Linked DNA regions of Homo sapiens: region 2 is linked to region 1. A link is a loop called in an ENCODE intact Hi-C map of the cell type or tissue named here. Cell type or tissue: natural killer cell. All regions are shown on one strand. Each heading gives the region's core, and the rest is flanking DNA. Links, peaks and the distances in the headings are about the cores only. Region 1 has its middle 22 kb from the start of LINC01740. Region 2 overlaps LINC02773 (long intergenic non-protein coding RNA 2773).

Region 1 (5,374 bases), core at 99-5,098:
AAAAAGCCAAGTGATGTGGTAACACCTTTCTGTAGAGTTCATTCCGCTGTAGCGTCACATAGATTTGGGCTGGAATCTGAGCCAAGCCCTGTAACCTGGGGAAAGTTACTTACCCCTCTAATCTTAGTTTCTCTAACTTTATAGAGATTGTAATGCCTTCCTCAGAGTGTTTTGAGAACTAAATGCAAAACTGTATGTAAAGAATCTAATCCAGCACCTGGATATACAGCATGGTAAATATATACAGGCCTCCCCGTTCCTCCCTATGACTGTGATTCTTATCTCTTCTGATGGCTACTATTTTCAAAGTCAGCCAGGGGAAGAAAGCTGTCTTCTACTAGGTGAAAGTGTCTTCTACTAGGAAAGGAATCTGTGCATGGGGGCATGTGTGTCCTCAGTTGCTCATGTGTGTCCCCAGAGGTGCTGGCTACAGAAGGCCAGACATGCACTGGAGCCCCAGATCAGTGTCAAGCCCCTCACTCAGCTTTCTCCCGTGAAAAGGTCAGGATGATGGAAGGCTGTCATATTTAGATGATGGCTCGAAGGGAAGCCTCGGTGGGTTAGTCACCTATGATATGACATCATATGGCCACTCAATATAGTAACAGCTGTTGGTTGCTTTGTGGGGCGGAGGTGGGGTTAGCTTCAGTTGACCAACCATGCCTTGAGGATAAATTGGATGGGATCAGATGGGAAGATGTGACAAGAAGAGAAATCCTCCTCTATATAGGATGCTCTGCTGTTTCCTAAGGATTTTCAGCACCTTGCCCCAAAATGTGAGTCTTGACTTTTTCTCTGGCTTTGGGGCTAAGTGGGAAAAATGTTACAGGAGAAAGGTGTTTGGTCAGGAAGCCTCCAGTTGGGGGAGTACCCACTGTGGCCCTGCTGGGTGGGTGCCACCCAGAAGAGGGGTGGGAAAGTGAGCAGTTCGGTGCATATGGTACCCAATGAAGTGATCTGAGGGATAGGGATCGAAAAGTCCTGGAGTTAGGGTGCTGCAGAATCTCTAGGTTGGATTAAGTTTTTTACTGACCCCTCTGCAGGTTACATAACACCTGTGGGACGACCTGTGGCATCCCAGTGAGGCAGCGATGCCATCTCGGTCTCATCCAGGATGAAACCGTGGTTTGGGGATACCACTAGTCAGTGCTGTAGTCAATGTAGGGCATTGATTACTCATAATGGGAAGCCATTGGAGTTGGTTAACCCCTTCCTTCTAGTGTGTTCTCCTCCTTGACATTCCTGCCTGTTCTGGGGCCCTTGTGTTTTGGGAATAGAATGCTTTGTATCAGCAGTGTAACATGGATAGGTTAACTGGATATGGGCTGGATATGGGGAGAGCTGGTTCTTCCTGTGTTTAAACTGGAATAAGTCCAGAGTGAGGAAGTAAAGAGGTTAGAGAGGAAAAGCCCTGGAGTGAGGGTCAGGAGATCTTGTTTGGCAGCTGGTTCTGCCAAGTAAAAGCTGTGTGACCTTGGGCAAGTCATTGTTTCTCTTTAAGTTTTGGTTACTCCTCTCATCTGTAAAAACATGTGCACTTGGGGTTCTTCCAGCCCCACTAGTCCTCTTCTGTCCTTTAAGTGTGGATCTGTGGTTCTGTTGTTGGCACACCAGAAAGGGCACAAGTTTGAGTGTCTGGCTCTGCCATTTGCTGTGCGACCTTGGACAAGGACACCCCTTCTCTGAAACTCAATTTTCCCATTTATAAAATATGGGTTATTATGAGACATCAGTGAGGATGAAGCTGAGAGCCTTTTCAGAGGCACAATGTGGATGTAAAGCAACACCCTGAGTTTGGACAGGGCAGGTGGGGTAAGGCAGGCTGAGGGGTGATGTTTGGGGTTACTGGCAGGTTGAACTGTGACCAGGGCATAGAGGGGGTGGAGGTCACGGTCAGCTGTGCCATAGAAACCTCCTGCCCTGTCCTGCTCAGTTCCTGTTCCTTTCCCAGCAGCCGAGGAAGGGGAAACAGTTGAGAGGTTATAAATGACGCTGAAAACAGCTCACAAAAGTGTCTGAGGGGGTCATGCTGCTGGAGCAAAGCACGCGCTGGGAAGCCCATCCAGGGTCTGGGGACCCCTGAAAATTGAGCAGCCTCCTGGTTCCTATTGGTGCCCAAGAGGATGCACCTCCTGCACTGCTTGGCATCACTTCCTGGGAAAGTAAAACCTCGTACGGCGAGTAATGGATCACAACTGAACAGTGACCAGAGTGACCTGTCTCGAGCCATCTCTGAGGGAAAGTCACAGATTCCCTAGAGAAAGTCTCCAAATTCCTGTTTATTCTTCACATAAACAGATTAACCTAGGGGTAGCGATTTTACTTAACTCTTCCTTTCATGTTGCAGCGAAAGCGAAATTGGCCACTTCTTTGAAGCTGTTCTTTGAGCCATAAATATAATTTCTCTTCCCGCCCACAGAAAGGGGTTTTCTTTTTCTTTCTTTCTCTCTTTTTTCTTTTTTTTTTTGAAGCCCCAGGCACTGAGACGTTCAGAGGTTGGCAGGAGGTGCAGCTGCCGTAGGAGCAGCATGCTGTCCCCCTGCTGACTCATCTGACATTAACATAATTATGTTTCAGAAGTCAAAGTGATTTTCAAACTATGAGTAATGCAGGGTGTTAGAGAGAGTGTTTACACGGCAGTGGGCATTTCAGCACACTCAAGAAACCAGCTGCTGTTAACAGCTGCAATGAGTGAAGAAATAAGAAAATGCTCTCAGGAAAAACAGCCCTTCTCTCTTGTCTCTGTTTCTGTGCAAAGGATTCAGATGTCATGAAAGGCAGGTGAACTTAAGAGTTCCCTGAGGACCAATCCAGATCTAGCATTGTTATCTGAATGCCTTGATGTCTGATCTTTTTATAGGGAAAAAAATGTCTTTATAGCTTATTTTCCATTTACTCAACTCTAGGGAAAGGTGGATTTAAAGAGCTTAGCAAATTATTTATTTTTTATAATGCTACCGGTGTTAATAATTATAATAATAGTCTAAGGTTGTGCTGCTGCTTCTAAAATAGGAACAAGGACAAAAATCATTTCCCCCAGTTTTAAAGATGGGGGCAGAAGCCCATGGGGAGGGGGACTGGGAAATGTCTTCTTAAAGCTCCTTTGTCTCATTATTATGGGAAAAGTTCTGAGAGCCGTGGAGTGCAGTGTGCCAAGTATTTAGACCTCAGGAGAGAAAAACTGGGCTCCAGTCCTGTTCCAGAACTGAATATTGGAATGGGAATGCCTCAATTTCCTCATCTCATAATGAGAATATTAATAACACTTTCTTTGCCTATGTCAGAAGAAGAGCCTTGAACTTTTGTAGGGTAGGGACAGGGTCTGCCGACTATTATAGCCCCAGTTTCTAACTTAGAGCCTGCACATAGAAGGTGCTCAGTAAGTATTTGCAGAATTAATGAATGAGATAAAAGCTATAAACGCCAGAGCTCTGCTCTTGTGGTTTGTTACTGCATCTAGCAAGGTGTCATTCACATGGAGAGTGGTCAATAATTTTTTTAATGTGTTAAGAAAAAAATCATGAACTAATTATACATTCACTTATACATAAGTTATTCATAAACAAATTGGTTATTATTTTGGGGCTACCAAGCTGAATTACACACAAAAATATTTCTGTTTACTTAAGAATGTCTTTAATGACCAACACAATTTTATTAAGCCTCGTCTCTTGAGTATATATCCTTTGCATGCTCCACATTTGCATCATGGAAAAAGGAGCCCCAGAGAAAGAGCACACCAAAAACATCGACCTACCCTGAACTAAGGGGCTCAGGCGTGTTTTTGTGGACTACTTGTATTGAGTGATCTCTTCCTCCTGGACCCATTAATAATTATTGTTAGGCTTACTTCAAGTAGTAAATTTAAGCCAGTCCATTCATGGCAAATCAATCCAAAATGGCCATTAAGGAGAGTCAGGATCTGTGGTCCCATCCCAAATATTTGAAGATGATGCCAGAAAGCAAATTTAGTGTGTCCTCCTGGTGACTGTCATTTGGTATTTCTGTCCTAGGCCGATTCTCCGATGGGGGTAAATACAGGCTAGGGCATTTCTAATGTCTAAACCTCCACTGCTCTCTTTCTCTCAAAATTGCCTGTCCAACACAGTCATAATTTCACCTCCCCAACTCCGTCGTTACTGTAGGTTTATTAATGTTTGTTGGACCGGCATCCTAATTTGGGTGTGGGTGACTATTCCTTAAGGCATCTCAAGTAAAAAGGCTCCTTACTTCTGATCCTGGTTTATTTATTTTAAAAATACTTGTAAATTTAATATTAATTTAATAGGGTTTTTAAGTTAGTAGCAGGTTGCTGAAGGATCTAAATGTTTAACATATATTCTAAAATAAACATTGGCTGTTTAGAGCCCTTACAGAATAAACTTATTTGAATTTTTCCCCTGGCACCCTTTTCTTTATTTCTTCTACTCTTTCTTCCTTTCCTCTTTTCCCATCTCTCCCTCCGTCTTTTTCCTCCCTGCCTTCTTTTCTTTTTATTATCTTGTGTTTCATTTGTTTCTTTGTTGCTTTTGGTAAACGTCTTTCTAAAAAGTATGTCTGGAAAGAGATAAGAGAAACTGATTAAAGAGCCTAGGACGAGGTAGAGAGACTTTTCATCATATACACTTTCTGACTTCGAATTTTTAATAGTGGCAATACTTTTTCCCCAATAAAAAAGTTAACCAGAACAGAGTTGTACACCCTTCTTGTTTTCATTTTTCCACTTTTCTAATGCGAGCCTATTTCCTCCTTACTAGGATGAAAGACAGGAATGGCTTCCAAAGGAAAATGGGGAGAAGAGAAAGGAGACAGTAGACAGAAGCTCAATGCCTGTGTGTCCACAGTGGAGACGCAGGGGAAAGAGCTAGTGTAATAGAACCAGTAAATTTTTTTTTGGCTTTTTTTTTTCACTCGAAATGTAAACATCTTCCCACTTCATTCTTTCCACCTCATAAGAATTCTTCTTCTTCTACAACATAATTTTTAATGATTGTACAGGAGTTCCAATTAATGTAATTTTTTTAATGTAGTTTACCTTACTAATACTCTATGTTAAACATTTGGGTAATATCTGATTCATCAATATTGTAAATAGTACTGTAATAAACATTATTGTAGCTAAATCTATGTTCATGGCAATTCTTATTTACTTTAAATATATTTCCTCAAAAAGAATCAACATATTTCTCAAAAATAAATAAACCAAATAATATATGAATCATAGTCTTTGATATATGTTGCTCTTGATGTAATTTTAATTTCTATAGACACAAAGAAATTTTCCACATGTTTGTTAACAGGTTTATTTTCTGTTTATGAATCTTCTGTTCAGAGCCTTTGCCTGTACATCTGTTGGAATCTTAATATCTGCAGT
Region 2 (5,374 bases), core at 182-5,181, 63 kb after region 1:
ACAGTGGTTTTCTCTGGGGTGGAAAGGCAAGAGATTGGATCAAGGAGGTGAACACAGTCTTTCAGTGGTGTTGGGAATTGTTTTAGTTCTTAAGGGAGGCGGTAGGTACAAGGCTGTTTATTATTTTGTTGGGTTTTGCATTTCAACATTGTGTTTTGCATTTTAATACCTCTGGAATCAGAATGGTCCTACAACCACCGTGGCAGTTCTGATGAAGTTATTGCTCCAGACATATATTCACCAATTCCTTCTCCTCAATGCTTTCATTTTTATGCATGCACAAAAGTGATCTAAGTCTGAAAGGCCCATTTTGTTAAGAATCACATGAGAATGACATTATTACCAAAAGCCTTGGGAAAGAAAGAATGATATCCCTATTTTACAGAAGAGGACACTGAGGCTCAAGAGGGTAACTTGCTCCAGTCACACAGAGGGACCTTTGCAGATCTACCAGCCCACTTCTTTATGCAAAGCCCTGTCTGAGACATGGGAAGGAGGCAAACCCAGCAAATCCAAGGAGAATCGGGCAATGCAAGAACCTGAGACTTACCAGGTTCCTACCACCATGGTCTAAAACTTTATAGAGATGAGCACCAAAATTCCTGGATTGAGAGGAGGGAATGTGGGGGCAGGGGACATGTCTGGTGGTGAGCTGCTGTGAGTTGGCTTTGGAACTTCAATGAGCTCATAGTCCTTAGTTGGCCTTATCTCAAGAGTGTCCAGACCACCCTTAAGCCATGTCTGGCTCCCAGGCTTCGCTCCCCAGCCTCTGCCTCAGCTATAAACAGACCTCCCTCCTGGAATTCCAGGCCTTGCTCCCCAACAGGGATCGCTTCTGACGGGGGCTGCATCTCTTTGCAGCCCAGTCCTCGCCCAGCTGCTAATAAAACATTTAAAAGCCAGGCCCAGAATGGTTTCTCCGTACCAGATCTTCAGGAAATTTTTTCTGCTGGGATTCCAAACCACACGTGAGGGGGTAACGAGTTAGGTCACAGCATCCTTGCTACTTGGACCTCCACAGTTAATTCCTAAAGCTACTTTTGAGAAAAGTCACACATTTCATTATGCAGGTAAGGAGAGGTCTCTTCTGTCCACAGAGGGAATTGTAGGCATGAATCCATGAAAGAAAGGGGTTTGAGAAAGAAAGAAGGCCCAAGACATACACACAGCCACCATTTCCTTCTGCAAAACAAGGCTCGTGACCCCAGGATGAGGAATTAATGGGGTGAGTCAAGTTATTCTTAATAAAGGGGGGAACATGCCAAAGATTAGATATGAATTGGCTCTGTGAGGAAAACAACCTCAGAATCATTAACCCAGAATTCTAGGGAAGATTGGGGGGCCTGCAGGGGGATGAATTAATGGTTTACTCTTGACCAGCTTTTCCCTTGACCCAAGTGGGGAAATTACAAAAAGATCACATCGCATTCCTTTAATCTTCTGATTTCCACACAGGCAAGTGTAGGTAAACACTAGTCTGGAAGACAAAAATGCAATACAAACATTTGTACAGCCCTTAGCAGTTTATAACACCCTTTCATTACGTGTTCTCTTCTGATTCTCACATCTCTCCATTTTGCAGATCAACAAACTGGAGTTCAGGTCATCTAAAGGACTTGTTCAAGGTGGGAGGTGATGGGGCAGAAGGAACAACTCCAGTGCAACAGCTTTCGGGCACCACCAATGTGTGCTGGCCATGGGTCCCACATGGAGGTACAGAGCCAGTGGAGGACAAAGGACAGGCGTGTGTGTAATTATTGCAACCCTTGAGTGACAGATACAATGAGAGATGCATGTTTAGGGAACAGGATTTGTTCAGAGGAGGGATTCTGGGACACGGGTCAGGAAAGGCTTCGCAGAGGAAGTGGCAGTTTTGAAGGATAAGTAGGGCTGTGCCCGGTGAAGAAAGAATGGGGAGAAAGGGTAAAGGTGGAGGAGGTGTGGAGTGAGGGGTGGAGAGAGGGAATTAGGCCATGGAGAAGAATGTGTGCAAAGTACAAAGGCTTGAAACATCACAGTGTTTTGGGGTGATTGCTGGGTAGAGGGCCAAGGAGAGGAGGGACACAGGGCAGGAAAATCAAGCAGCCAGTTCTTGGGGCCGTGGGGTGCTGTGTGGATGCCTGGCCTTTCGGAGCCACTGGAGGCTGATGTCTGATGGAAGTAAGGGCTGTCTGGCTCCAGGGTAGAGACTTGATGGGCAAGGGGCTCCCTGGAGCCTGGGACCCTTCAGAAAGCCATTGCACTAATCCTGGCCAGAGATGGGAGGCCCTGAACCTAGCTGGCTGTTAGGAAACCAGGGGGAGAGAGTCAAGAGGTGTTGAAAAGACGAAACAGGACAATAGTCTTTTCCATGCCCTGAAAGACAGAGCACACATGGGTTAGGCCTGACACTCTCCTAAAGGAGGCAGAACTGACAAAAGTGGAGACATCTTCCCTCTACCATGACTGTTGTTCTGTAAAGGGGGCTGCAAGCAGAGGGGCTCATGGCAAGCAAGGAGGAAGATGTTAAGGTGTAACACAACAGCTTCTAGACCCATGAGGGGCAAAACACAAGGATAAGGCAGCCAGGTGCGGCTGCGGGGTTTCAGTGCTGGAGACCTCTGAGAGTAGAAGCCTCCTGAACTCTTCTTCCTTTCTCATCTGCTGGGAACTGGGTCAGATGCTCTCCTACTGGGCCTTTCTCCGCGGGGCATGAGTCGCCCAATAGAGCCTCTGGTGGCCCTGTGCTGTTACTGCAGGTCAGGGCTGGAAGGAGGGGAGCCAGGATTGAGGCTAAGACACAGTCACCCTTCCCCTTTTTCACACCACAATCAGCCTGGTGCTGATTCACCTATAATCAGCTCAATCCCTCAGCTGGCGGCCACCCCTGAGCAGGCAGCTGGCAGAGCTGCGAGCTGGTAAAGATGAGCGTCATCCAGGCAGTGTGGCTCTAGTCTCCTGGCAGTGGGGTGACAGAGCGTGGAATGGCTGCAAGACAGGTCCCCTGAGGGGCTGGGATCCCGACTCAAGGGGACAGTGAGTAACTGCCAAGAGTCGGGGTGGGGTGGAGTTCATGTCAGGGTCCCTCTGCAGGCGCTGGTCATTTGAGAAACAATTGTTGAGCACCTACGATGGGCCAAGACGGGAAATCAGGCACAGTGAAGATGCTGCCATACACAGCAGTAACACAAACCCAAGTGGGGGATGGCTCTCGGGCAGCACGCAGAAGGAGGCTTTGCAGAGGAGGGGAGGTCTGAGCAGAAACAGCAGGCTGAGCGCTCCTGGAAGAGGCTATGGCATGACAGGGAAAGAGAAGGGCTTGGGTGACATGGGCCTCTTCATAGATGGCAGACAAGCTCAGTGTGCCCAGGCGCAATGTGTGATGTGCTGGAGGAGAGTAGGGGGTGGGGGGCGAGCAGTGGGAAGGAGCATGACAGTGTGAGGAAAATTAGGCTGAAAGGAGGATGAGATCTGGAAGGGAGGTGGAACTGACTAAAGCAGAGTGTCTTCCCCCTGCAGGGACTGTTGGTTGTAAAGGGGACAGCAAGAAGAGAGGCTCACAGGAAAGCAAGGAGGAGTGTGTGGCTTTCCAGGTCTCCATTCCCGAATGCTGCATAACTCCCCTGAGTCCTGTGATTTTTCACTACCCAAATGGGAGCTATAGTGCAGGGGTGAGGGGTGTGCACAGCTGGGCTCTTTGAGAACAAAAGGGCAAAGGAAGCCCAGACTCTTCCCCTTTGCCAGTTTAGAGAACCTGAAATGTGTTGTGGAGGCCTGTGTCTTCCCCACACTCTCTAATGGGAGCTTTCCCACAGATGTGCCAAGGTATTGATCTCTCTCTTCTTGGGGGCGGCTGAAGGATGAGTCCAGTCAGCATTGACTGCAAGGATCCCCAACTGGTATGCCAGTGTGCCATTCCGATGTTGTCATTTTCTGCGTATGCCATGGTCTGCAAAAGGTTGGGAAGCATCTTCCTAGACATGCACACAACACCGTGAGTGTGAACTATGAGCACAGAAGCCAGGAGCAGATGAGAGGCACCTTCCTTAAAGAGCTGGCCTGTTCCTCACAGCATCAGTTGATGCCAGTCTTGTCACCCCTGTTTTCTTTTCCCACTGACATTGGCATAGCCCCAGAACCCTGTCTTAAAGCAATTTACACTGCTTCAAGGAGAGATGAGGAAAATGTGGACAAATATAGTACATTTTTCGTAAAACTGTTCATAAAGTTAAATTTAGTTTTTAAAGACTTGTTCTGGCTGGGCATGGTGGCTCACATCTGTAATCCCAGAACTTTGGGAGGCTGAGGCAGGCAGATCACCTGAGGTCAGGAGTTCAAGACCAGCCTGGCCAACATGGTGAAACCCTGTCTCTACTGAAAATACAAAAATTAGCCGGTCTGGTGGTGCACGCCTGTAATCCCAGCTACTCGGGAGGCTGAGGCAGGAGAATTGCTTGAATTTGGGAGGCAGAGGTTGCAGTGAGCCGAGATCCCGCCACTGCACTCCAGCCTGGGCAACAGAGCAAGACTCTGTCTCAAAACAAAATAAAACAAACAAACAAACAACAACAAAAAAACTGTCCTTTGCTTTGAGACTATGTCCTTCCTCCTGTATCTTAATGTTTCATTTTGAAGTATATCACACATGCAGAGCAGTGCACAGGTCAAAAGCATACCACTCAATGGTATTTCATAAAGTGAGCAACCCCATGCAACTAGCACCCAGATGAAGAACCAAAACATCACGGTACCCCCAATACCCCTCTCATGTTCTCTTTCAGTCACTACCCCTAAGGGTAACCACTATCCTAACTTCTAACACCATAAATTAATGTTGCTTCCTTTTCCCACTATATATAAATGGAATCACAAAATAATGTACTTTTTTGACTGTGGTTTCTTTCAGCATCATGTTTATGAGATTTGTCCATGTCTTTTCTGTTAATAGTTCATTCATTCTCTTTGCTATACAATATTCCATGGTGTGAATATAGTACAATTTCATTCTGCTGTTGATGGGCATTTGGGTTATTTCCACTTTCTGGATACTAAAACATCACTGCTTCTCCCTTGACTGGAGCAAAAAAAAAAAAAAAAAAAAAAAAAAAAGAAAAGATTACTGCTATGGACATTTGTACACAGATCTTTTGGTTAAAACGCTCATAAATTTTTGTAGGATATATACTTAAGAATACAATTGAATATATGCATATTTTCAGCTTTAGTGGATACTACCAAGCTATTTCCTAAAGTGGCTATGCCATTTTACACTGCCACCAGGCATATATGAGAGTTCTGGTTGTTTCATATCTTTGTCAAAATTTGATAGTGTTTATCTCTTTCATTTTAGCCATTCTGGTTGGATGTAGTACCTTTTCTCCCTTTTTCATGATAA

What was found. A loop is a pair of places that touch in the nucleus more often than their neighbours do. Peaks named below come from ENCODE experiments on the same cell type or tissue, not always from the same donor. Only the 100,000 strongest peaks of a DNase experiment are listed, where the experiment ranks them.
Region 2: it touches region 1 in a loop (5-fold over the local background); 6 of 110 quality-filtered maps call a loop at or near these places.

What each region holds. Positions count from the first base shown.
Region 1 is chr1:212,564,708-212,570,081 of GRCh38, forward strand. It overlaps a transcript of ATF3 not described here. Among named protein-coding and RNA genes, the nearest start is that of LINC01740, 22 kb to the left of the region's middle. RefSeq lists enhancers at 2,192-2,301, 2,752-2,801, 4,541-4,710. In natural killer cell, for the core only: no CTCF peak of the experiment used is centred there; a DNase peak (open chromatin) is centred at 2,554; H3K4me3 peaks cover 910 bases; H3K27ac peaks cover 891 bases.
Region 2 is chr1:212,627,511-212,632,884 of GRCh38, forward strand. LINC02773 (long intergenic non-protein coding RNA 2773) reads right to left here. Exons shown (of 4, transcript NR_183483.1): 3 at 4,862-5,053; 4 at 1,418-3,953. Among named protein-coding and RNA genes, the nearest start is that of GARIN4, 5.7 kb to the left of the region's middle. RefSeq lists an enhancer at 3,000-3,531. In natural killer cell, for the core only: CTCF peaks have their summits at 2,747 and 2,947; a DNase peak (open chromatin) is centred at 2,701.